3 separate regions of the Homo sapiens genome follow, and regions 1 and 2 are each linked to region 3. The links are chromatin loops, found by intact Hi-C in ENCODE. Cell type or tissue: ascending aorta. All regions are shown on one strand.

Region 1 (8,000 bases), 82 kb before region 3:
TATATGTATTTTCTGACCCAGCCATCCTTACTCATGTGTGCCAGCACACAAGTCTGAAGTCTGAGGATGGTCATAAAAACTTTTTTTTGTAATAAACCTGAGCTTGAAACAACCCAAAAGTCCATGACCTGGAGAACAGATGAATAGCCAATAGAAGATTCATACAAAGGAATACTATGCAGCAGTAAAAAATGCAAGCCTTACAGCCACATGCAGCGATATGGATGAATATCAGCAGAATCACATTGAGCAAACAAAACAGATTAGCAGTCCAGGTGCTGTGGCTCACACCTGTAATCCCAGCACTTTGGGAGGCTGAGGTGGGTGGATCACCTGAGGTCAGGAGTTTGAGACCAGCCTGGCCAACATGGTGAAACCCTGTCTCTACTAAAAATACAAAAATTATCACTGCAACCTCCATGGCCAGGCATAGTGGCTCATGCCTGTAATCCCAGCATTTTGGGAGGCCGAGATGGGCAGATCACCTGAGGTCAGGAGTTCGAGACCAGCCTGACCAACATGGAGAAACCCCGTCTCTACTAAAAATTACAAAAAAATTAGCTGGGCATGGTGGCACATGCCTGTAATCCCAGCTACTCAGGAGGCTGAGGCAGGAGAATTGCTTGAACCTGGGAGGCGGAGGTTGCGGTGAGCTGAGATCGTGCCATTGCACTCCAGCTTGGGCAACAAGAGCAAAACTCTGTCTCAAAAAAAAAAAAAAAAAAAAAAAAAAAAAAAAAGCCAGGCAAGGTGATGGGCGCCTGTAATCCCAGCTACTCGGGAGGCTGAGGTAGGAGAATCGCTTGAACCTGGGAGGCAGAGATTGCAGTGAGCGGAGATTGTGCCACTGCACTCCAGCCTGGGTGACAGAGTGCAGCTCTGTTTCAAAAAACAAACAAACAAACAGATTAGTAAAGAATGTGAACAAAGTCAAATGAGGTGGCTCATGCCTGTAATTTCAGCACTTTGGGAGTCCAAGGCAGGCAGATTGTTTGAACCCCAGAGTTCAAGACAAGCCTGGGCAACATAGTGAGACCCTCATCTCTAATTAGCCAGGCATGGAGGTGCATGCCTGTTGTTCCAGGTACTTGGGAGGCTGAGACAGGAGGATTGTCTGAGCTCAGGAGCTCACACCACTGTACTACAGCCTGGGTGACACAATGAGACCTTGTCTCAAAAAAATAGAAACATGCAAGAGGTAACCATGTATTGTTTGCTAAGGAGCATGTGGTAAACTATAAGGAAAAGGAAGAAAATGAAAAACAAAATTTGTGATAGTTCTTCCATCTGCAGGGAAGGATTATGAGATTGGGGAGAGGCACATGGGGGTCTTTTATTGTGATGGTATTTTTTTTTTTTTTTGAGACGGAGTCTCTCTCTGTCACCCAGGCTGGAGTACAGTGGCCCGATCTCGGCTCACTGCAAGCTCCGCCTCCCGGATTCACGCCTTTCTCCTGCCTCAGCCTCCTGAGTAGCTGGGAATACAGGCGCCCGCCACCACGCCCGGCTAATTTTTTGTATTTTTAGTAGAGACGGGTTTTACCGTGTTAGCCAGGATGGTCTCGATCTCCTGACCTTGTGATCACCCCGCCTCAGCCTCCCAAAGTGCTGGTATTATAGGCGTGAGCCACCGAGCCCGGTCGATGGTAATTTTTTTTATCCAAGCCTGCTCCTCATAGTTTATCTACTCATTGATGTTTAATAAAACATCAATGTTTTATTGATTATCAATGTTTAATAAAACATCTACTCATTGATGTTTAATAAAAATTTAAGACCAGGCATGGTGGCTCATGAGCCTGTAATCCCAACATTTTGGGAGGCTGAGACGGGAGGATCACTTGAGCCCAGGAGTTTGAGACAGCCTGTGCGACATGGTGAAACTCTGTCTCTACAAAAAATACAAAAATTAGCTGTGCTGATTTTTTTAAAAATTTAAAGCAGTGACAGATACAAACATGGTTACTATTAGGCATTAAGATTACAACTGGGGCCAGGCGCGGTGGCTCATTCGTGTAATCCCAGCATTTTGGGAGGCCACGGTGGGTGGATCACTTGAGGTCAGGAGTTTGAGACCAGCCTGGCCAACATGGTGAAACCCCATCTCTACAAAAAATACAAAAAAATTAGCTGGATGTGGTGGCGAGCGCCTGTAATCCCAGCTACTCAGGAGGCTGAGGCAGGAAGATCACTTGGAGGTTGAGGTTGCAGTGAACTGAGATGGTGCCACTGCACTCCAGCCTGGGCCACAGATTGAGACTACACCTCCAAAAAAAAAAAAATTACAACTGGTTTCACATGTTAACTCATGTAATACCTCCAGCAACCTTGTGAGGCAGGACTTGTTATCATATTCATTCTACAGGTGCGGAAACTGAGGCACGAGGAGGTCACAAGACCTGCCCAAGGCCATGCTTGTGATGAGAGACAGAGTTTGGTTTTGAACAATGGCCTCACTCAACTCCATGCACATTCTGCATTTATGAAGCTCTTTCATGTGGGCTGGGGGCAGGAGACCCTGTGGGGCTCAGCCTTTCATGCTAGTTTAGGTGCCAGTGATACAGCGAGCAGGTTGCAGGGCAAGGGGCCCACATGGAGCTGCCCAGTTTGATATGTGGGGAGGGGGCCAGGCGCAGTGGCTCAGGTCTGAATCCCAGCACTTTGGGAGGCCGAGATGGGCGGATCCCCTGAGGTCAAGTGTTCAAGACCAGGCTGGCCAACATGGTGAAACCTCGTCTCTACTAAAAATAAAAAAAATAAAATAAAAAAAAAAAGCTGGGCATGGTGGCATGCGCCTGTAGTCCCAGCTACTCGGGGAGGCTGAGGCAGGAGAATCTCTTGATCCCAGGAGGCAGAGGTTGCAGTGAGCCAAGATTGCGTCACTGCATTCCAGCCTGGGCTGCAGAGGGAGACTCCATCTAAAAAAAAGAAAAGTGGGGAGGAGTGGCAGAGTTTCGTTCGGGTCAGGGCCCAATCAGAGGAAGGGATAGGGGCTGGGGGAGTCCAGAGAGGAGAAACAAAGGCTCAGCTTGGGGCAGTCAGGGAAGCCTTCCTGGAGGAGAGGATATTCAGACAAGACATTGATGGATGAAAAGGAGTTCAGAGTGTGGGCAAGGACCCATGGGCTGGATGGCTTAGAGACATAGAGAGAGACCTAGACAGGATGCAGTAGAGCTGCAAAAAGACTTTACAGAGAGAGGCTAAGAGACACATGACTGAGAGAGCAGTGGACAGAGTCAGAGGAACAGAGACCCAGGGAGAGAAAGAGACCAGGCAGTAGAGTTAGAGAGACAGAGACGTAGAGACAGAGGAAGAGAGATACTCAGAGAACAGGACCATCTGCCCGGTGCTGGTGCCGGGCGTACACACAAGAGCTTGCATTTGCCTGTACTTGCTTGAGTATTGCAGGGAGGCGTTTGCCCAGGTTACCAGGGCAGGAATGTCCATGCATGGGTGGCGGGGGCACGTGCACCATTTCAGTGCAGGTGAGGGTCTGCACAGGAGGAAACCTGCTTGGGGGCCGCCGTCGCCCCTTGTCCCCCTGCAACGAGGAGGTGTGGGGCGAGGCGCCCCTTCCCGGAGCCAGGCCCTTTAACGCCCCCCCAGCCCGCAGCGCCCCCGCCCCATCAGGCGTCCCTGGGCTCCGCCTGCCCGCCCCGCATCAGCGCCACGTCAGGCGCTGTCCGCGCCCCCGGTGCTGAACCAAGATGGCCGGTGGCGGCCGGGCCCCGGCGTGAGCCAAGCGCGGGCTGCAGCCGGGAGATGCCCCAGCCCAGCGGCCGCTGAGCCCGACCCGACAGAGCCGGCCCGGCCGCCTCCGGCCCACCTGCGAGCTCGGAGACATGTCTCTGCTTTGCGTTGGAGGTAGGAGGCGAGGCTGGGGGTCGGGGGACCCGTGTGGACGCGGGCTGGGGTCGGGGTCCGCGTGGATGCGGCTCCCAGGGGGTTCCTGGGGGGTGACCCGAGTCCAGGTGGCTGGACTTTTGAGAGGGGTAGCCCTTGTCGACGCAGCTGGGCCCCGGAGGGGGTGATCCGTGTAGACGCGGCAGGGCTCTCGGGGGTCCTGGTGGCCGCTGCTGGAGGGGTCGTGTGGACGCGGCTGAACGCGGAGGCCCGTGTGGACGTGGACGGGTATCCGGGGTTCTACCCGGAAACGATCTAGACTGGGGCGTCTGTGTAGACCAGGTTTTTAGAGGGTCAGTGAGGAAGAGTCTGGGCTCGGTAGTTTGATTGAAGCCTGCAGGGGTGCTTGGAAGGGGTCTGGTGTTGTGGGCTGGGTTACGGGTCCTCATGGACGCGGACCCGGCTGGAAATTCGAAGGAGAGTGCGGTGGGAGGGTTCTCCAAGCCGTGGGGATGTAAGATATAGGTAGAGGGGCTTGGCCATCAGGGCATCCACGAGTTCTAGGACTCTCCCAGCCCTAGGTGTAAAGAGGACTGGAGTGGGGGGAGTGTGGAGACAGGAGACCCCTCCCAGCGTCCAGAGAGGGCTGTGACTGGAGGTCTGGGGGCGCTTTTCCAGTTAACTCTTTGGCCTCCCGAGTGAGGGGGTTGGAGGAATGTCCAGAAGGTCTTCCCGCTCCCTGCCCCCTCCGGTTCTCCCAAACACGTTTCAGGGCCTTCTCGGCAGGGAGCCTACTTCTTGGAAGAGCAATGTCTCCTGGTCCCCCTCCTGGCCCATCCTCACCTCACCCACTTTGCACTGGAGAGAGGGAGGGAGGGAGACGTGAGGTGGGGGGGGAGCTATTTTGGGGCCAGAACGCCATCTGCACAGAGGCCCACGCCCAGGCCCACGCTCTGCGTTGGGGTTGGAGGAGGGAGGGAGACGTGGGAGGGGCATGACCCCCCACCCCACACCTTTATGGCTCTGGGGTCGTGGGGAAGCCAGCCCAACCGAACCCAGGCGTTCTGGGCACTCCCGTTTGAGAAATCAAACTCTGGGAGACCTTGGGCGGCAGGGGTGGATGTGGACCGCCGTTCCACGCCTACAGAGCTCTGAACCCCTGGTTCTTAAGGACTGGGGTCCCCCCGTCACTCCCACCCATTTCAAGAAGGCTGGGGTGGGGGAAGGGGTGTGTCTGCCAAGCCTGAGACTGCAGGCTTCGGGAGACCTCGGGCGACAGGAAGCGTGCGTGTGCTGAACTCCTGCTGCCTGGACACAGGGTGGGCAGGCCGGGGAGCCGGGAACCGCCCCCGCCGCCCCTCCTCCTCCCTCCCCTCCCCCTCGGCCGATTCATTCACAAACCCTGCCCCGCCCGCCCGCTCCCCGCCGCGGCAGCTTCCGAGTGCAAATCCGGCCGGGCTGGGCCGGCGTGGACGCGGGTGTTCTTAAAGGGACAGGGGCCTACTTTCTCTAAGCTCGTTTCTGCTGGACGGGGCTGGGGGTGGTGGAAGAAGGGTCCCTAGAGTCAAAGGTCAACTCCTCCATCCCCTAGCCTCCAGGCCTATGGAGTTAGGGGAGTAGGGAAGTGAAGGAGACCCCTAGGCGACCCCCACCGCCTAGGCCTGAGGACGGAATGGGAGGAGAACTTGAATGTCCAGACCCCCTACTGACCTCTCCCCCTGCTCTAAGTAGCCGGGCTCTTAAAGGTGGCACTGGAGGAGGTTCCGACGTGGGTGTTCTTGGCTGACTCCTCTATCCTCTCTCTTCTCCCCCCAGCATCCCGCCCCACCCCGCCTCACATCCTCCAAGTTGGGCTTCTCTGGAAGGTTTGCCTAGTGGAGTGGGGGGGGGGGGGGGGGGGCGGGGATCTCACCCTTAACTCTGACGCAAACAGGAGGCTCGGCTGCGGGGGTGGCATTAAGGGGGGGCAGCAGGAGGCAAGAGGGATGAGGCTTCCAGAAACAGAGACGTTGGGGGAGGACTGTGCTGGATTCTGTGGACTTTACAGGGAGGGGCCCGGCTGAGTGGAGAGGAATCGCTGGGAGGGGCAAGGCTGGGGAAGAGGTTGACAGGGGTGGGAGGTAAGGCCCTCAGGTGTAAAGGGAGGTGTGAGGTTGGAGTGAGGAGGAGTAGGAGGCAGGGAGGGGTGGGGAGAGGGAGAAGTGCTGGGTGAGGCCAGTCTCCCAGGGAGAGGTGGGATGGTGCCCAGAGAGGGGAGGGGCTGGGATGGCTGAGCACGAGAGATGTTGGGGTGGGCTTGGCAGGAGTGAAGCTAGGCTGAGATGGGTTGCCGTGTTGCCTGAGCTCAGCTGAGGAAATACCTGTCCCCCCTCCCCTCCACCGGGGACCCACAGGCGTTTGCCAATCCCTACACACATTCATACCCAGACTTGTTCCTGTGTGGACACAAATGCTTAGGATGTATGAAGGCTCTACGCAGACCATGTGCCTGGGAAGGCACATTCCGTAGGCACACGTGTGTACTCAAATGCCTGTGTGAACACAAGCATACACGTGTATATAGGACACAGTCTGCCGCTACAGATATAGTCCCAGCAACACACGTGTGAGTGTGTGTGTCTGCCAGCACGCATATAGATGTATCCACGTGTCTGATGAATGCTCACAATATACATGTCACATAAAGATCCACCCATGTCCAGCCGAGCGCGGTGGCTCAGGCCTGTAATCTCATCACTTTGACTTTGGGAGGCCAAGGTGGGCAGATCACTTGAGGTCAGGAGTTCAAGACCAGCCTGGCCAACATGGTGAAACTTTGTCACTGCTAAAAAATAAAAAAAATTAGCCAGGTGTGGTGGCGCGCACCTGTAGTCTCAGCTACTCGGGAGGCTGAGGAAGGAGAATCACTTGAATAGGGGAGGTGGAGGTTGCAGTGAGCTGAGATCCTGCCACTGTACTCCAGCCTGGGCAACACAGTGAGACTCTGTCTCAAAAAAAAAGATTCACTCATGTCCTAACACTCAGACATGTACCCATACATATCTGTTAAGGTCCCCAACCCCATGAAGCACATATATATTCATATAAGCACATGTCAAAGCCATGTGTGTATGCACATGACAACACTTGCCTGGACATTCAAAGCAGCCCCTTTCAACAAGTGGATGATGATGCATACAAGTAAATACACATTTGAGTATTTCATTGCACACAAGTGCATACATGTATGCAGATAAACAAATACAGCTGCCACAGAACTGCATCCATGTACACATGCAAACATCAATATGTGTGTTTTCCACCTAACATATCACCCACAAGCTCACACACACCAGTGTGTCTCTGATGTAGTGACACCCCACTCCTAGACACACATGTGCAGACTCCCACCTGCACTTAAATGGTGCACATACTCTGCACACATGCACACTCATATCCATGTAGAGGCAGGCACCTGCCTGCCCTGGTAAGATGAGCCAACTACTGCTGCAAATACCCAAGCAAGTACAGGCAAATGCAAGCTCTTGTGTATACACCCAGCACCAACACATAGCAGACCACCCTGTATGGTGTATGGGCCTTATCTCTGCCCGCTTCATTTATTTATTCATGTGGTGCCCCGCTGCTTCCCAACATCGTAATCCACTGACTAGGTCTTGGCAGGATCCTGAGGCTGTGAATGGTAAATGCCACCTGGTTCCTTCATGAAGTCACTTATTTTATTTATGCAACAAGCATTAATTGAGCACCTACTGTATACCAGGCACTGTTCCTGGCTCTGGGACCCAGCCCTATTCCTAGCCATCACTCCTGCACGTCCCATGGGGTTAGAATGAAAGAGATGAGGGAGGGCTAAGGGAGCTGAGGAGTGGGGTATCCAGGGCTCTCTTCCTCTGGGAAGCCTACCCTGATTCCACCACCACCATTTACTTGAGTCTCAGAAGATGTGATGAGGGGGAGATGAGCAGGAGGGAGATGGTGCTCTGGGTGGAGGGAACAGCATGAGCAAAAGCATGGTGGTGTGAAGGGTTACTTCCAGATCTTCCTATGTGCCTCACAGCATTTTGCACAGGCCACTTGATGTTTTGTTTTGTTTTGAGACAGAGTCTCACTCAAAGCCTGTTACTCAGGCTGCAGTGCAGTGGCATGATCTCAGC
Region 2 (8,000 bases), 69 kb before region 3:
CACACAGCTCAGGAATCTGAACCTGGCTCAAACCAGCATTCACTTCTCTCAAGGCCCACCCAAGGGCTGCAGTGCAGTGGCACAATCTCAGCTCACTGCAACCTCTGCCTTCCAGGTTAAAGGGATTCTCCTGCCTCAGCCTCCCGAGTAGCTGGGATTAGAGGTGCGTGCCACCACACCCGGCTAATTTTTGTTATTTTAGGAGAGACGAGGTTTCCCCATGTTGTTCAGGCTGGTCTCGAACTCCTGACGTCAAGTGATCCACCTGCCTCGGCCTCCCAAAGTGCTGGGATTACAGGCATGAGCCACCGCGCCTGGCCAGGAACAGTCTTTACTGACATGTGTTTAGGGCCATCGCACTTCCCCCGCTCTTCACGGGAATTCTCTCTTCACTGGCTCCACTCAGGTGCCTTTTGTGAGACAGAAATTCAAGCGATGAGGACAGAGATACAAACCCGGGATGGGAGGCTGTGACATCTGCCCATAGAAACACAATTCTGTTTCTAGGAATTTATCCTTCAACTCGCTAGTACACGCTCTTCAAGACATACTGAAAAAACATGAAGGATTAGAACAGTGGGTGTCGAATGCTACCATTTGTCTTGGAAATCAAGCAAAACGAACGTGGGTATGGTTGCCGACGCATGGACCATCTCCAGTGGAACAAGGAACTGCCAACGTTGATTGCATTTGGGAGGGAGATGAAGGGCTGGGATGGAAAGAGCTTTATTCTCAGTGCCTCATCTTTTGGTTGTTTTGGATTTTACAACATGTGCATGCATTGCCTACACAAACAAAGACACTAATTTGAAAAGGAAAAGGGGAGAAGAAAAGAGGGAGGAAAGAAAAGGGGCCGGTGTGGCAGCTCACACCTGTCATCCCAGCACCTTGGGAGGCCAAGGCGGATGGATCACCTGAGATCAGGAGTTTGAGACCAGCCTGGCCGACATATACTGAAACCCTGTCTCTACTAAAAAATACAAAAATTAGCTGGGCATGGTGGCGCACGCCTGTAGTCCCAGCTACTTGGGAAGCTGAGGCAGGAGAATTGCTTGAATCTGGGAGGTAGAAGTTGCGGTGAGCTGAGATGGCACCACTGCACTCCAGCCTGGGCAATAGAGCAAGACTCCGTCCCTAAAAAAAAAAAGAAAAAAAAAAAGAAAAGAAAGAAAGGAAAGGGAGGGAAGAGCTCAGTGTGGGAGAAGATTGGGGGTGGGAGTAGAGAATTAATGGAGGAAAAAGATGTGGGGGACAAAAGCAAGGTGTGAGAGGTGTTGGCAATGGAAACTGAATACCTGTTGAGAAGAGCCAGGAGGGGGCGACATGGCTTTGAATCTCTTGGGGCTGTGAGATTATGTGAAATGTGAGAAGACTGGACCTCAGTGGGGTGCCTGACATATATTCAGGTTACACCTCCCACAAGCAGGTGGGGCTGGACAATCTCTGTCAACCCTCCAGCCAGGACCCAAGTGTCTCCCTGTACATTACTTTTGGTTGTTGTTGAGACAAGAATCTCACTCTGCTGCCCAGGCTGGAGTGCAGTGGCATGATCTTGGCTCACTGCAATCTCTGCCTCCTGGGTTCAAGTGATTCTCCTACCTCAGCCTCCCAAGTAGCTGAGACTATAGGCGCCTGCCACCACACCTGGCAAATTTTTGTATTTTTAGTAGAGACAAGGATTCACCATGTTGGCCAGGCTGGTCTTGAACTCCTGACCTCAGGTGATCCACCTGCTTCAGCCACCTAAAGTGCTGGGGTTATAGGTGTGAGCCACCGTGCCTCGCCCTCCACATGCATTTTGAGAGCCAGCTCTCTGGGTTGCTTTGTCCCAACTCACCCAGCCTTCTTTGAGGCTTCCCCAAACCCTGGGAGCATTTGACATTGCAGACTGAGCTGGACAATCAAGGGAGAGGTCTTGCTGACCTGTCGGGGCTGGTGGAGTCATCAGAGATTGTCTTTATCCTCGCCTTCTTCTTCTCCACCTCCTCAACTTCCCCTCTTCTTCTGGGGCAATCCTGGAGGGCTTCTTGTAGGAGGCCTCTCCCACCATCTGCCCAGCTCTTTCTTTCTAATCTTGTTCAATTGTGGGTAAAGGCACAGCTAGTTGGGAGCTTGGGGAGTTTGATGGGGACAGGGGATGCAGGGAGAGGGAGGGGCAGGGAATGCTCTCAGGGTCCAAATTTCCTTCCATTCTAGGGTTGCCTGTGCTCATCTGTCTGATGGCTTCTCTCTCTCCCTCTCATCCCTGCCTCCTCTTTCCTACCTCTCCTCCTCCCCTTGTCTCTGTCTCTGACATTGCTTCTATCTTTCTTTTTTAACATCTGTCTCTTTTGCTTTTTATCTTTGCCTGTCTCTCCTCTGTGTCTCTCTCCTTATGTCTCCATCTTGGTGTGTCTCTGAATCTCTCCGTATCTCTGCCTCCTCCTCCCCACATCTCTCCCCACCTCCCTTCCCTATCTCTGTCTCTCTCCACAGTCAAAAAAGCCAAGTTTGATGGTGCCCAAGGTAAGTGGCTTCTCTTGCTGTCCTGTCCCGTGTTGTCTGTCTGTCTGTCTGTCTCTTGGAGAGACTGGGAGGGGGTCCCAGCCCAGACTTAGAGTTGGGCTTTATGTCTTCTGAGCATCAGGAGAGGGGTCAGAAGATTAAATAGGGGGAGGGGCAGCCATTGGCCTGGGGTCCCTGCAGTTTGTATGGGGGTCCCCGGGTCTCCCCAGCCATCCTTGGAGAGTCTGTAAGGGGTGGGGCTTGCCCTGAGCCAGTGGCTCTTCCCAGGGTCCTAAGAGGTAGAATGGGGACTCTTAGATGGGGCTACAGGTGGGAAAAATGAGGCTCAGAGAGGCGAAAGGAGTTTCTTTCTTTTCTTCTTCTTCTTTTTTTTTTTTTTTTGAGACAGAGTCTCCTTCTGTTGCCCAGGCTGGAGTGCAGTGGCGTGATCTCGGCTCACTGCAACCTCTGCCTCTGGGTTCAAGCAATTCTCCTGCCTCAGCCTCCCAAGTAGCTGGGATTACAGGCGCCCTCTACCACGCCCGGCTAATTTTTTTATTTTTAGTAGAGATGGGGTTTCGCCATGTTGGCCAGGCTGGTCTCAAACTTCTGACCTTAAATGATCCGCCCGCCTCGGCCTCCCAAAGTGCTAGGATTGCAGGCGTGAGCTACCGTGCCCTGCCTTTTTATTATTATTATTTTTATTTAAAATTTTTATTTTTTGAGGCTGGAGTGCCGTGGTGCAATCATGTTTTACTACAGCCTCAACCTCCCAGGCTCAAGCAATCCTCCCACCTCAGCCTTCCAAGTAGCTGGGACCACAGGCGTGCACCACTGCACCCAGCTAATTATTTTTTTGTATTTTTTAGTAGAGATAGGGTTTTGCCAAGTTGCCCAGGCTGGTCTTGAACTGCTGGGCTCAAGCAATCCTCCCCCCTTGACCTCCCAAAGTGCTGGCATTATAGGCGCGAGCCACTGCACCCAGCCTGCAAAGGGGGTTTCTTACAGTCAATTTTGTTCCCCTTTTCTGGGACCTCAGTCTTTTTAGCTGAAAACCAATGGCATGGTCATTTCGAAGCAGCTGGATGAAGTATCCCAAAATTCCACGTCTCCCCACACTGAGGCCCCTCCCTTGTGCCCTGAGGGTGGGGTTGTGGGTTAGGGGGTGAGTGGCCCAGAAATTCCTGAGGGGATCACAGCAGATGGTCTAGAGCTTGGGAAGGGGCATTGGAGAGTCCCTGAGCCCCAGCGCTGACCCCTACTCTCACTGCCACAGAGAAATTCAACACGTACGTGACCCTGAAAGTGCAGAATGTCAAGAGCACGACCATCGCGGTGCGGGGCAGCCAGCCCAGCTGGGAGCAGGATTTCATGTTGTGAGTCTGCAGCGTCTGGCATGACCTCACTCCCTGGCATAGCCCAGCACCTCGCTGGCCCCTCAGGGCAGAGCTGGACACTGGGGAATCCCGGGTGACTCCCCTCTGTCCTCCCTCTTCCCCTGTCCACCTTATCACCTTCACCTCCAAAACACATCCCCAATCCAATCACTTCCCTTGGTCTCCGCAGCCACCAGCCAAGTCCCTGCTGCCCGCCAGCCTCCGCCCTGGCCTCCTGTGCCATCCACCTCCTACAATCTGTTCTCCTCCAGGCAGCCAGGGGGATATTTTTAAAACTGCAAATCACATCCTGTCGCTCCCATGTTCCAAACTTGTCCGTGGCTCATCGACCTCACAATAAAACCCACAGCCTTCCCCGTGATTCCCACCAGGTTCTCGCTCTATCTCCCTCACCTGCCCCAGCCACACCCACCTCTGCCCCTTTCTCCAACACTTCCCAGCTTGTTCTTGCCCCAGGGCCCTTGCACTTGCTCTCCTGTCCCCAGCTGGCTCTTCTCCTTCAGGTCTCAGCTTGTGTCACCTCCTCAGTGAAGCCCTCCCTGACCACTACCTCCAAGCTACAATTTCAGGGCATCATGCCTTCCCAGGCCTTGCCACCAATTTTGTTTGTTTGTTTGTTTGTTTTGAGGCAGAGCCTCACTCTGTTGCCCAGGCTGGAGTACAGTGGCATAATCTCGGCTCACTTCAACCTCCACCTCCCAGGTTCAAGTGATCCTCCTGCCTCAGCCTCCCAACTAGCTGGGATTACAAGCGTGTGCCACCACACCCGGCTAATTTTTGTGTTTTAAGTAGAGATGGTGTTTCACTATGGTGGCCAGGCTAGTCTCAAACTCCTGGACTCAGGTGATCCGCCCACCTCAGCCTCCCAAGGTGCTGGGATTATAGATGTGAGCCACCATGCCTGGCCAATGGAATTTTTTTCCTTTTTTTTTTGTTTTGTTTTGAGACAGAGCCTCACTCTGTGGCCCAGGCTGGAGTGTAGTGGTGCAATCTCGGCTCACTGCAACCTCTGCCTCCTGGGTTCAAGCTATTCTCCTGCCTTAGCCTCCCGAGTAGCTGGGACTACATGTGCGTGCCACCATGCCCGGCTAATTTTTGTGTATTTAGTAAAGACCGGGTTTCACCATGTTGGCCAGGCTGGTCTTGAACTTTTAACCTCAGGTGATCCACCCGCCTCGGCCTCCCAAAGTGCTGGGATTATAGGCATGAGCCAGGAGCCACCAATCCCAGCCAACAGATATATATATCAGATATATATATACTTTTTTTTTTTTTTTTGAGACTGAGTTTTGCTTTTGTTGCCCAGGCTGGAGTGCAATGGCGTGATCTCGGCTCACCGCAACCTCCGCCTCCTGGGTTCAAGCAATTCTCCTGCCTCAGCCTCCCGAGTAGCTGGAATTACAGACATGCACCACCACGCCCGGCTAATTTTGTATTTTTAGTGGAGATGGGGTTTCTCCATGTTGGTCAGGCTGGTCTTAAATTCCCAACCTCAGGTGATCCGCCCATCTCGGCCTCCCAAAGTGCTGGGATTACAGGCGTGAGCCACCGTGGTTGGCCATATTTTAAAAATATATTTCTTAAGATAAATCTTTGGTAAACTGTAAATTCAGTGAATCTCACATTTCACCAAGTTTCCTGCTCCCCCGAATTCACATATGTCTAGGGCGAGGCCTGCAGGGAAAGTGCTTTGAGGTGGGATCGTGTCCTCACATCATTAGATGGGGATGACACTGGGAAGGACAGAGGTGACCCGAATGTCCTTATCCTGTAGGTAAAGGGAGCTATGGAGGGTATTTGAGCCTCTTCCTCACTTACCCAGCATGGTCAGTGTTGGAGGGCCCAAGGAAGGGCTCAGAAAGATGAAGGTGCAGGCGATGTGTAACATCTGTCCCCACGCCATCCTTCCCGGCTTTGAATCCTGGTTCTTTTGTGATACCCCGAGCTCTTAACTTCCCCCACTGGCCTCAGTTTCCCCTCTATAAAATGAGAACCACCATGTTACCCTACCACCTAGGACACTCCCAGGCCTAGGTTTGAATTGCAGTATGCTGTGTGTTCTCAGGCGAATCAACTAAACTCCCTGGGCCCCCGTTTCCTCCCTCCTGCTCCCTCGACGCCCCCTCTCCTTTTTCTGCAGCGAGATTAACCGTCTGGATTTGGGACTGACGGTGGAGGTGTGGAATAAGGGTCTCATCTGGGACACAATGGTGGGCACTGTGTGGATCCCACTGAGGACCATCCGCCAGTCCAATGAGGTGAGTGGCGGGTGGCCTGAGGGTGAAGAAGGAGGAGTGCCTTGCAGAAGCCCAGAGACCAGTGGACTAAACAAGATGGGCATTTATCTCCTATCCCCTGACAACATCAATGTAGACACTTGGGATTGCCACGAACCTTCCAAAGTCACTAGAGCCTATACACCTTCCATCTTGCTCTGCCTCTCTCTCCATGTGGCTTCCACCTTGTGGCCCCAAATGGCTGCTTTAGGCTCACCATTGCATCTTCATTCCAACCACCGAAAGGTGCTGGTGGTGGGGGAGGGGGGTGGTTCATGCACATCTCATTGGCCAGAACTTAGACATGTGGCCAACACCTTGCTGCAAGGGATTCTGGGAAATGTAGTCCTAGGCTGGAAAATGTAGTCCTGGGCTGTGCTTCCCTAGGCACAGCTAAAAATGTATTACCTTGGAAGGAGAAAAGGGATAATATAGGCAATTAGCATTTTGTGTCCCAGATGGGCAGCAGCAGGAAGCTTACACCAACTCATAAGAAGGTGCTAGGTAACAACCCTGGCCCCTCAGCCTGTGCATCATTGTCAGCAGGTAGTAGTGATGTCTATTTTTTATTTAATTATTTATTTTTGAGACAGGGTCTCACTCTGTTGCCCAGGCTGGAGTGCATTGGCATGATCATGGCCCACTGCAGCCTCGACTTCCCAGGCTCAAGTGATCCTCCCACCTCAGCCTCCTGAGTAGCTGGGACTGCAGGTGCATGCCACCAGGCCCCCCTTATTTTTTTTGTATTTTTAATAGAGACAGGGTTTTGCCATGTTGCCCAGGCTGGTTTCGAACTCCTGGGCTCAAGCAATCCACCCACCTCAGCCTCCCAAAGTGCTGGTATTACAGGTGCGAGCCACCATGCCAGGCCGTGGTCATGTCTATTCATCTGTCCCCACAGCCCAATCCCTGGCCTCCTAACCTCAAGTCTCAACCTCTCCATGCTGACCCCAGGAAGGCCTTATTAGCTGGAGCTCTGATCTGTCCTCCCCTGTCCATCTGCCTTGGGAGGCCCTTCAGATGGCACCTGCCCACTAGCCTCATCTCCCCCCACACTCTAACCTCTACCCCTCCCAGATTCCACCCTCTGAACCTTTGCATAGTGTGTTCCCTGAGCTTCAAGTGTCCTCCTTTCCATCACCTTCTAAATTCCCATGTGCCCACCTCCAGGAAGCCCTCTCTGACTTCTCTCTAGATCCTTTAGCCCTCCTTCCTCCCTCTGGGCTATGACCTCATGGGGCTGGGGGTGCCTGTGTCCAGCCCTGTTTCCAAGGGCTATGGGCTCTCAGGAGCCAGGGTGATGATGGCTGGGCCTCTTGGGGACCCTGGCATCACCCAATATGAACCAGGCATAGAGGAGGGACTGGGGACTGTTTTTTGTTTGTTCGTTTTTGTCATTTTATTTTATTTTATTTTATTTTATTTTATTTTATTTTATTTTATTTTATTTTACTGTGAGATGGAGTCTCACTCTGTCACCCAGGCTGGAGTGCAATGGCACAATCTTGGCTCACTGCAACCTCTGCCTCCCTGGCTTAAGTGATTCTCCTGCCTCAACCTCCTGAGTAGCTGGGATTACAGGGGCCTGCCACCACACCCAACTAATTTTTGCATTTTTAGTAGAGATGGGGTTTCGCCATGTTGGCCAGGCTGGTCTTGAACTCCTGACCTCAAGTGATCCGCCCACCTTGGCCTCGCAAAGTGCTGGGATTACAGGTGTGAGTCACCGCACCTGGCCAGTGAGTGTTTGTTTTTGAATGAATGAATGCAGAGGGACGAAATGGTTGCAACAATCTAGGTAAGCGAGTCTAAAAGGAAGCCTTGGCTGGGCATGGTGGCTCAC
Region 3 (8,000 bases):
GCGACCAAATCCAAGAACAATAGCTGGGCTCCCAAGTACAATGAGAGCTTCCAGTTGTGAGTTTGGGATGCTTTGAAGAGCATGGGGGCAAGGGAGGGGGCATCCGCCAGGTGAACCCCAAAGCCAGCTAGGCAGGAGGTATCTGGAATCTGGGCCCGGGAATGGGAGGGGCCACATTCTAGGTGGGGGTGCTGGAAAGGGAGACCCCTTAGTAGTGCAGGAATGACATCAGGGAGGGGACACGAGGATGGAGGTCACCTTTGGGGGCTGGCAGATCCAAGGGGAGGCAATGAGTAGAGTGGGGTAACTTCATGATGAAGACTTGCAGAGGGGAGGGAAAGTCTGGGCAGGAAGTGCATGGTGGGCAGGGCCATTGCTGGGGCTGGAGACTCTGTCTGGTGAAGGAATGAGGGTGGCAGTGATGACGCTTATGAGCGGGGGGCTGAGGGACCTGGGGACAGGACTGAGGTTGCATGGGGGTGGGGACTACTGGAGTCTACATTGAGCCTTGTCAGGACCGTTGGGGCAGCCCATCTGGAGGAGTCGGCTCTGGGGACAGGAGTGGAGTGTAGATGGATCCCAGGCTTGGGGGTGGGTGTCACGTGGGGTGGAGGTGGGGTCACATTGGATGGAGGTTCTTGGAGTTGGGAGTGGGCCTAGGCTGCGGGTATCAGGATAGGGTCTAGAGGATGCTGATGATGTGGACAGCATAAAAAAGTCTGCTCTGGCCGAGTGTGGTGGCTCACACCTGTCATCCCAGCACTCTGGGACGCCGAGGCAGACAGATCACCTGAGGTCAGGAGTTCAAGACCAGCCTGGCCAACATGGTGAAACCCCGTCTCTACTAAAAATACAAAAAAAAAAAAAAAAATTAGCCGGGTGTGGTGGCGCACGCCTGTGATCCCAGCTACTCGGGATGCTGAGGCAGAAGAATCGCTTGAGTCCGGGAGGCGGAGGGTGCAGTGAGCCAAGATCGAGCCATTGCACTCCAGCCTGGGCAACAAAAGCGAAACTCCACCTCAAAAAAAAAAAAAAAGTCTGCTCTGGCCGAGCATGGTGGCTCACGCCTGTAAGCTCAACACTTTGGGAGGCCAAGGTGGGCAGATAACTTGAGGCCAGGAGTTCGAGACCAGCCTGGCCAACATGGTGAAACTCCATCTCTATTAAAAATATAAAATATGGCTGGGTGTGGTGGCTCACACCTGTAATCCCAGCACTTTGGGAGGCCAAGGCGGGCAGATCACGAGGTCAGGAGATCGAGACCATCCTGGCTAACACGGTGAAACCCCGTCTCTACTAAAAATACAAAACCTAGCCAGGCGTGGTGGCGGGCGCCTGTAGTCCCAGCTACTCGGGAGGCTGAGGCAGGAGAATGGCGTGAACCCGGGAGGCAGAGCTTGCAGTGAGCCGAGATCGCACCACTGCACTCCAGCCTGGGCAACAGAGCAAGACTCCGTCTAAAAGAAATATATATTATATAATTATATATAAAATATGTATTTATATTATATAATTATATATAAAATATGTATTTATATTATATTATATAATATATAATAAATATATATCATATAAATATATTTTTATATATTATATATAAATATATATATATTTATATACATATATAATATATATTTATATTATATATAAAATTATATATAGTATATATTATATAGTATAAATAAAATTATATATAGTATATATTATATTATATATAAAAGTATATATATTATATATTTCATATATTATATATTGTATATAATATAGTATATACAAAAAATATTAGCTGTGTGTTGTGGTGGGCGCCTGTAATCCCAGCTACGCGGGAGGCTGAGACAGGAGAATCGCTTGAACCCAGGAGGTGGAGGCTGCAATGACCCAAGATGGCGCTACTGCAGTCCAGCCTGGGCTACAGAGTGAGACTCAAAAAAATAAAAAATACAGAAATTAGCCGGGTGTGGTGGCAGGCGCTTGTAATCCCAGCTACTCCAGAGGGTGAGGGGTACGAGAATCGCTTGAACCCAGGAGGCACAGGTTGCAGTGAGCCATGATTGTACCACGGCACTCCAGCCTGGGCGACAGAGCAAGACTCTGCCTCAAAAAAAAAAAAAAAAAAAAAGTCTGTTCACGGGGGTAGATGGATGGTGGTGGTTAGCAAGGGTAGAGTTGGGGTCATCCGGGGTAGATCCTTGGGTCGAGTGTCAGCCTCACAGAGCACTGGGGCAGGGCAATGTTGTTGGATGTTCTTAGGAGACAGAAGTGCAGAAGAAAGTAGTCCCAGCTACCTGGGAGGCTGGGGCAGGAAGATCGCTTGAGCTCAGGAGTTTAAGGCTGCAATGAGCTATGATTGTGCCACTGCACTCCAGCCTGGGTGACCGACATAGCGAGACCCTGTCTTTAAAAAAACAAAAAACTATGGGCCAGGCGCGGTGGCTGACGCTTGTAATTCCAACACTTTGGGAGGCCAAGGCAGTGGATCACCTGAGGTTAGGAGTTCGAGACCAGCGTGGCCAACATGGTGAGACCCCCCCCCCCGCCACCCCCATCTGTACTAAAAACACAAAAAATCAGCCCGGTGTGGTGGTGCATGCCTGTAATCCCAGCTACTAGGGAGGCTGAGGCAGAAGAATCGTTTGAACCCGGGAGACAGAGGTTGCAGTGAGCCGCGATTGTGCCACTGCACTCCAGCCTGGGTGACAGAGGGAGATGCCCACTCAAAAAATAAAAATAAATAAAAATAAATAAAAATGCACAGGGGTAAGGGTAAATCAGAGCTGGTTAGCTGGTATTATCTAGGGGGCCTGGGAGCTCTTATGGGACAAGATTGAAGCCAGTTCCATGTCGTGTCAGCACAGGGCTCTTGGTCAGAAGGTTTTGGGGCGATTGGCCCCTTTAGGGGATACTCAGGAGGAGAAGCATGGTCTAGTGGGAGGTCAGATGTCAGCCAGGGTGGGCCGGAGTACTTCAGGGATAGAGGTACAACCTGGGAGGTGGACAAGAGGGAGAAGCTGGGCGTGACCCTGTAGGAGGGGCTCTTATCCAGCTGGCGTCAGGGCAGGTCACTGGGACTGCTTAGGGGCAGGAGCACAGGTGAGGGGCATGCGGGAGGCGGTGTCACCCATGGTGAGGCACCAGGGCAGGCTCATGTCTGGAGGGCATCTTGGAAGTAAGAGGGGTGGGCTGGGGGTGTGGGGGGCTGGGGAAAGGGCCACGTCGTGGGTCTAGAGGAGAGCCTGGTTAAAGAGCTTCTGGGTGGGACATTAGGGGCAGGGCCGTGCGGGCAGCAGTTCAGCCGGCAGAGGGCACAGGCGCGGGTATCTCAGGGTGGGAGCATGGCCTTGCAGGGCGGTGTCTGAGGGGCGGGAGCTGGATGTAAAACTATGCGGTCATTTTTCGGTGGGTGGAAAAATGGGAAGAACAGGCGTGGGCGTGGCCCAGCTCGGGGTCAGCTGCTGTGGGCGCGGCCAAGCACAGGGTTGTAGGTCAAGTAACGGGGCAGGGGCGGGGCTAGCGTAGCGTGGGAGGTGACAGGTGTGGGCACCCCGGTGTGGGCGTGGCCCGCAAATGCGGTGGGGACGGGGCCGTGGGCGGGGCATCACAGTAGGTGTGGCCTGTCTCACGTTCCGCCCCTCCCCACGCAGCACGCTGAGCGCCGACGCGGGTCCCGAGTGCTATGAGCTGCAGGTGTGCGTCAAGGACTACTGCTTCGCGCGCGAGGACCGCACGGTGGGGCTGGCCGTGCTGCAGCTGCGTGAGCTGGCCCAGCGCGGGAGCGCCGCCTGCTGGCTGCCGCTCGGCCGCCGCATCCACATGGACGACACGGGCCTCACGGTGCTGCGAATCCTCTCGCAGCGCAGCAACGACGAGGTGGCCAAGGAGTTCGTGAAGCTCAAGTCGGACACGCGCTCCGCCGAGGAGGGCGGTGCCGCGCCTGCGCCTTAGCGCGGGCGGTCGGCCGAGCGGCACTGCGCCTGCGCGGAGGGCGCTGGGCGGGGAGGGACGGGGCTTGCGCCTTGGTGGGACCTCCCCAGGGGCGGGGCTCGGGGGGCTCCACGCCAAGGGTGGGCTGCGCCTACGCCCTTGACTCAGCTTTCCCTTTTGGGGAATTAGGAATGGAGGATGCCCCGCCCTCTCGGGAGGCCACGCCCAAGGGCGCGACGAAGGAAGGAGCCACATCCCCAACTTGAGGCCACGCCCCCAGCACCTAGGGGGCATTTTGAGCTGGGATGGGGGAAACCTCGTCCCTATGGAGGAGGCCACATCCCGGGGCTCTGGTACCGGGAGGCACCACCTCATGTCCCCTGGAAAAGCCATAAGATGGGACCCAGACCCCTGGGACCCCAGACCAATTGCCAAGTATGGAAATCTCAGCTCCCTCGAGGGGGGGCCCTGGGCAAGGGGTAGGGCTCTCTGGAGCGCCCCTCTAGGTGGCCTGGGGACTGGAGGGACCAGGATGCTGGTTGGAGGGCCCCGGAATACCGGAGTCCCTTTAGATATTTGTGCAAAAAATAAATGGGGGGAGGGGGGAGGATGGGATTTCAAAAGCACATGCGCCCTTGGGCGCCCAAACCCTGGGGGCCGAGGGGACGGCTCTGGTTCCCCACGCTGCCCCTACTTCCCTTTGGGAGTTTGCCTCTCCCTCTCCCCCAACAAACCCAGTCCTCATATCATAGAGTTCAACACACCCATTTGACAGATGGCAAAACTGAGGCTTAAAGAGCTGCTTGAGACTTGGCCAAGGTTCCAGGTGCCATACCCTCTGTGCCCCTCCCTTAGGCCTGTGTGCCCCATGGAAGGGTGGGCTGAGATCGGGATGACCTGACACAGCTCCCTATTGCTGCTAATTCCCCCTCGGCCTCCTCCAAGGGGTGGGAATTCCAGGCCAAGACCCCTACTTCGCCTTTCCTTCTCCGGCTGCCAAGCAGGACCTTTGCCCTCAGCCCTTTCTCCTGGGATCTCCATGGGGGATGCCATGAGGGCCTCCCACCACAAAAGAGAATTTGGGATCCCCTGGTCCCAGGTTTCTCCATCCCTTCTTCCTTTTCCAGAATTTTCCAAATAGGAAAGAACAGAAGGAGACCAGAAACTCTAGGGGGGAGAAAGAGAATGAGAGAAAGAGAATGAGAGAGAGAGAAACACAAACACAGTGACACAGTGAGAGCTTAGTCTCCAAGAGCCTATTCATTGATTCAAACACCCAAGCCACAGGATACCTCAGATGGCCCTCTTGCCAGCTGGAAGCTCTTTCTCCAATGAGCAAAGTTACAGTGACCTGGCTGGAGTTACCTGGTGCACATAGGACCTTAGGGGAAAGTTCAGCGTGGACTACACTTGCTCTGGGATCTGCTTTTCCACATGTGTGTATGGCACGCCTTTTTCTGCTGGATTGGGAAGGACAAGATTTTGCTGTGCTAGGGAGAAATGAAAACGGGGTGAGCTGAGTAGCTGGGTTTCTGGAGGATAGAACATCAGATGGGGAGGCTTTCCGAGGTGAAGAATGAGAGGGAACCACTTACTAGAGAGAAAAGAGCTCCAGGCCTGGGGAACAGCACGTGCGAAGGCCAGGAGAGAAGAACTGTTGAAACAACGAGAAGGGTGGCACGGCTGGAGCTGAGCCAGCAAGGGGGATCGTGAGGAGCCTTGGGGTTGGGGAGATCTGCAGAAGCATCAGACCAGGCAGGGCCTCGTACGCAGTCCTGAGGAGTTTTACTTTTATTCTAAGACAGTTGGGGAGCTCCAGGAGCTGTTTTAAGTTGGGGAGAGACTGGATTCCAGCCTGCAAAAGCTGTTTTGTGAAGACTAAAACCAGTGAGGAGAGGTGGAGGTGCTTTGGGGACACTGAAATGGATTCTTGGAAAGATTCTGAAGGCTGTGTTGAAAAGACACCTATAGCTGTGGGGACATGACTATAATCCCAGCATTTGGGGAGACCGAGGCTGGCAGATCACTTAAGGTCAGGAGTTTGAGACCAGCCTGGCCAACATGGCGAAACCCCATCTCTGCTAAAAATACAAAAATTAGCTGGGTGCAGTGGTGCATGCCTGTAGTCCCAGCTACTCAGGAGACTGAGGCGGGAGAATTGTTTGAACCCTGGAGGCAGAGGTTGTAGTGAGTCGTGATCACACAACTGCACTCCAGCCTGGGCAACAGAACAATACTCCATTCCCTCCCCTCTACCCCACCAAAAAAAAAAAAAAATCCTGCCCTTAGATGAGCTCTAGGGCTGCTGAGTACAGTTGTCCCAGTTGCACAGTGCCCAAGGGTTTGGCATTGCTAAGAAGGCCACGTGCAAATCCTAGATATTGAGTGTTGTATGTTTGTGACGTTGGTTTCCCGACATGTGAATGGCCCAAGTGTCTGGAAGAAGTGGCGCCACTTTCTAATTTGCTTGGAGATGTTGCATGTCCCTTAAATTCAGACAGGTGCAGGTAACTGGAGGTTCTGAACCAAAGGTTAAAATGCAAATTCTCATACAGGGTTGGGAAGTTGTAGCCAGGGATAAGCTTATGTGACTGTTATATGGACTGAGGAGCAGATGTGAATTTCGAACCATGACATGGCTGAGGGTAGGGGTCGGGTGGATGGATGATTCAGGGTTGTAACCCATAGAGCCCAAAGGGGAAGTGATCTGTGACCTGGGGTGAGGGTGATCTGGAAGATTTTTGGATGGCTGGAAAGAAATGGGGAAGTCGAGCTGCCTGAGAGAGCCAAGTTATTTCCCAAAAGATTCCTTAGGAGTCTTTCTGTTCAAGACCTCCGTGTGTGTGTGTGTGTGTTTAGGGTTCCCCAGCAATGGCCCAGGCATGTGAAGGAAACAAGCTTCTTCAGGGAATATTTGTTGAATGAGTTTTCCTGACTCCCAGGCTAGAACTGTTTTTGCAATTTCCACCCTCTTTTCTTTCCCCCAGAGAACTCCTATTCGTCCTTCAAAACCCATCACGGAAACCCCTCTTGGAGAAAACCCTCCTTCCTTCCCCTCAGGACTTTCCCAGCCACCGTCTCTCCTCCAGTCCAGCCTGATGCCATGGGACTGGGGGTTTCTCTGTCCAGCTCTGTTTCTCCCAGACTGGGGTCTGAGGACTCTCAGGACCCCCAACTTTACCTAGCACAGGCTGGGCACAAGTGGGTGACAGGGAGTCTACGCCTAGTGGAATTATGTATTGGGGCAGGGTCAGTGTGAGAATACACATCCGCATGCATGTCTGTCCATGTCTGTCCGTACCAACCTTCCCCTTCCACACGGACCTGGGCACATAGGAGGTGTCTGAGCCTGACACATGGGACAGAGAGTGGACATGGCTGAGACACGGACAGAGAAAAGACAAGGAGTCCAGGGGGCTGAAAGCCTTTTGAAATCAGGAAGTTCCTGTATTGGCAGAACAAAGCCCAGAGAGGAGCAGGGCTTTCCTCAACGCCACCCAGCAAGTGGACACAGAGCCCGGCCTTGGATGACACCTCCAGGGTTCTGAACCCTGGACCTCGCTTTATGCAAGGAGCTGGCCCCACATTTCCATGAATCGGGGAAACAGCACAAGAAGGTTGGCCTGTGGCAGGGCAAGGGTTAAAGGGGTGACATTGAGGGATGCCTCAGAGTCAAAGTCCCCTGACCAAGAGGAATAGAGTAGAAAACACAGAGACAGAGGGTGAGATCACGCCCCGATGAGGACGGAGAGAGACAGAGATGGAGAGAGACATAGAGGTGGAAATATACAGAGAAAGATAAATGCAGAGACCAAGGCAGGGAGTGTCGGGGGAAGTAAAGAGGGTGTCCTGAAGAAAGAAGGATCTGTTCACTCTTACCAGTCTGTCCTCGAATGATTTGCATAAAATGAGGAGGTGCCTGTCCACACCCCCAATTCCTCTCTCAGGCCCCAGAGCCTGAGACCTCACCATGCCCCCATCAGAGATGCAAAAAACTAAACACCCAACTAGAAATCCTTGGGACCTCTCTCGGCTGGGATCTCAGAGCCTTTCTGTCCCCTACCCCTACCCCATGTGCT

The links. A loop is a pair of places that touch in the nucleus more often than their neighbours do. Peaks named below come from ENCODE experiments on the same cell type or tissue, not always from the same donor. Only the 100,000 strongest peaks of a DNase experiment are listed, where the experiment ranks them.
Region 1: a loop joins it to region 3, with 2.7 times the contacts of the local background. A loop is called at or near these places in 2 of 110 quality-filtered maps.
Region 2: a loop joins it to region 3, with 2.8 times the contacts of the local background. A loop is called at or near these places in 3 of 110 quality-filtered maps.

What each region holds. Positions count from the first base shown.
Region 1 is chr19:17,684,042-17,692,041 of GRCh38, reverse strand. UNC13A (unc-13 homolog A) reads left to right here and starts at 3,688. Exons shown (of 44, transcript NM_001080421.3): 1 at 3,688-3,864. The coding sequence starts at 3,843. RefSeq lists a silencer at 4,170-4,352 and enhancers at 3,586-4,546, 4,547-5,508. In ascending aorta, no CTCF peak of the experiment used is centred here; DNase peaks (open chromatin) are centred at 3,664, 5,240 and 5,691; H3K4me3 peaks cover 2,025 bases; H3K27ac peaks cover 2,113 bases; H3K27me3 peaks cover 2,174 bases.
Region 2 is chr19:17,670,517-17,678,516 of GRCh38, reverse strand. It overlaps UNC13A (unc-13 homolog A), which reads left to right. Exons shown (of 44, transcript NM_001080421.3): 2 at 2,476-2,505; 3 at 3,761-3,860; 4 at 6,022-6,139. Among named protein-coding and RNA genes, the nearest start is that of UNC13A, 14 kb to the left of the region's middle. RefSeq lists enhancers at 1,365-1,434, 6,522-6,581. In ascending aorta, no CTCF peak of the experiment used is centred here; a DNase peak (open chromatin) is centred at 3,871; H3K27ac peaks cover 1,795 bases.
Region 3 is chr19:17,601,996-17,609,995 of GRCh38, reverse strand. It overlaps UNC13A (unc-13 homolog A), which reads left to right. Exons shown (of 44, transcript NM_001080421.3): 43 at 1-56; 44 at 3,642-8,000. The coding sequence ends at 3,942. Among named protein-coding and RNA genes, the nearest start is that of COLGALT1, 50 kb to the right of the region's middle. RefSeq lists silencers at 3,336-3,555, 3,926-4,185 and enhancers at 3,270-4,174, 4,175-5,079. In ascending aorta, a CTCF peak has its summit at 3,783 (motif pointing left); DNase peaks (open chromatin) are centred at 3,485, 3,985 and 4,105; H3K4me3 peaks cover 1,391 bases; H3K27ac peaks cover 489 bases; H3K27me3 peaks cover 959 bases.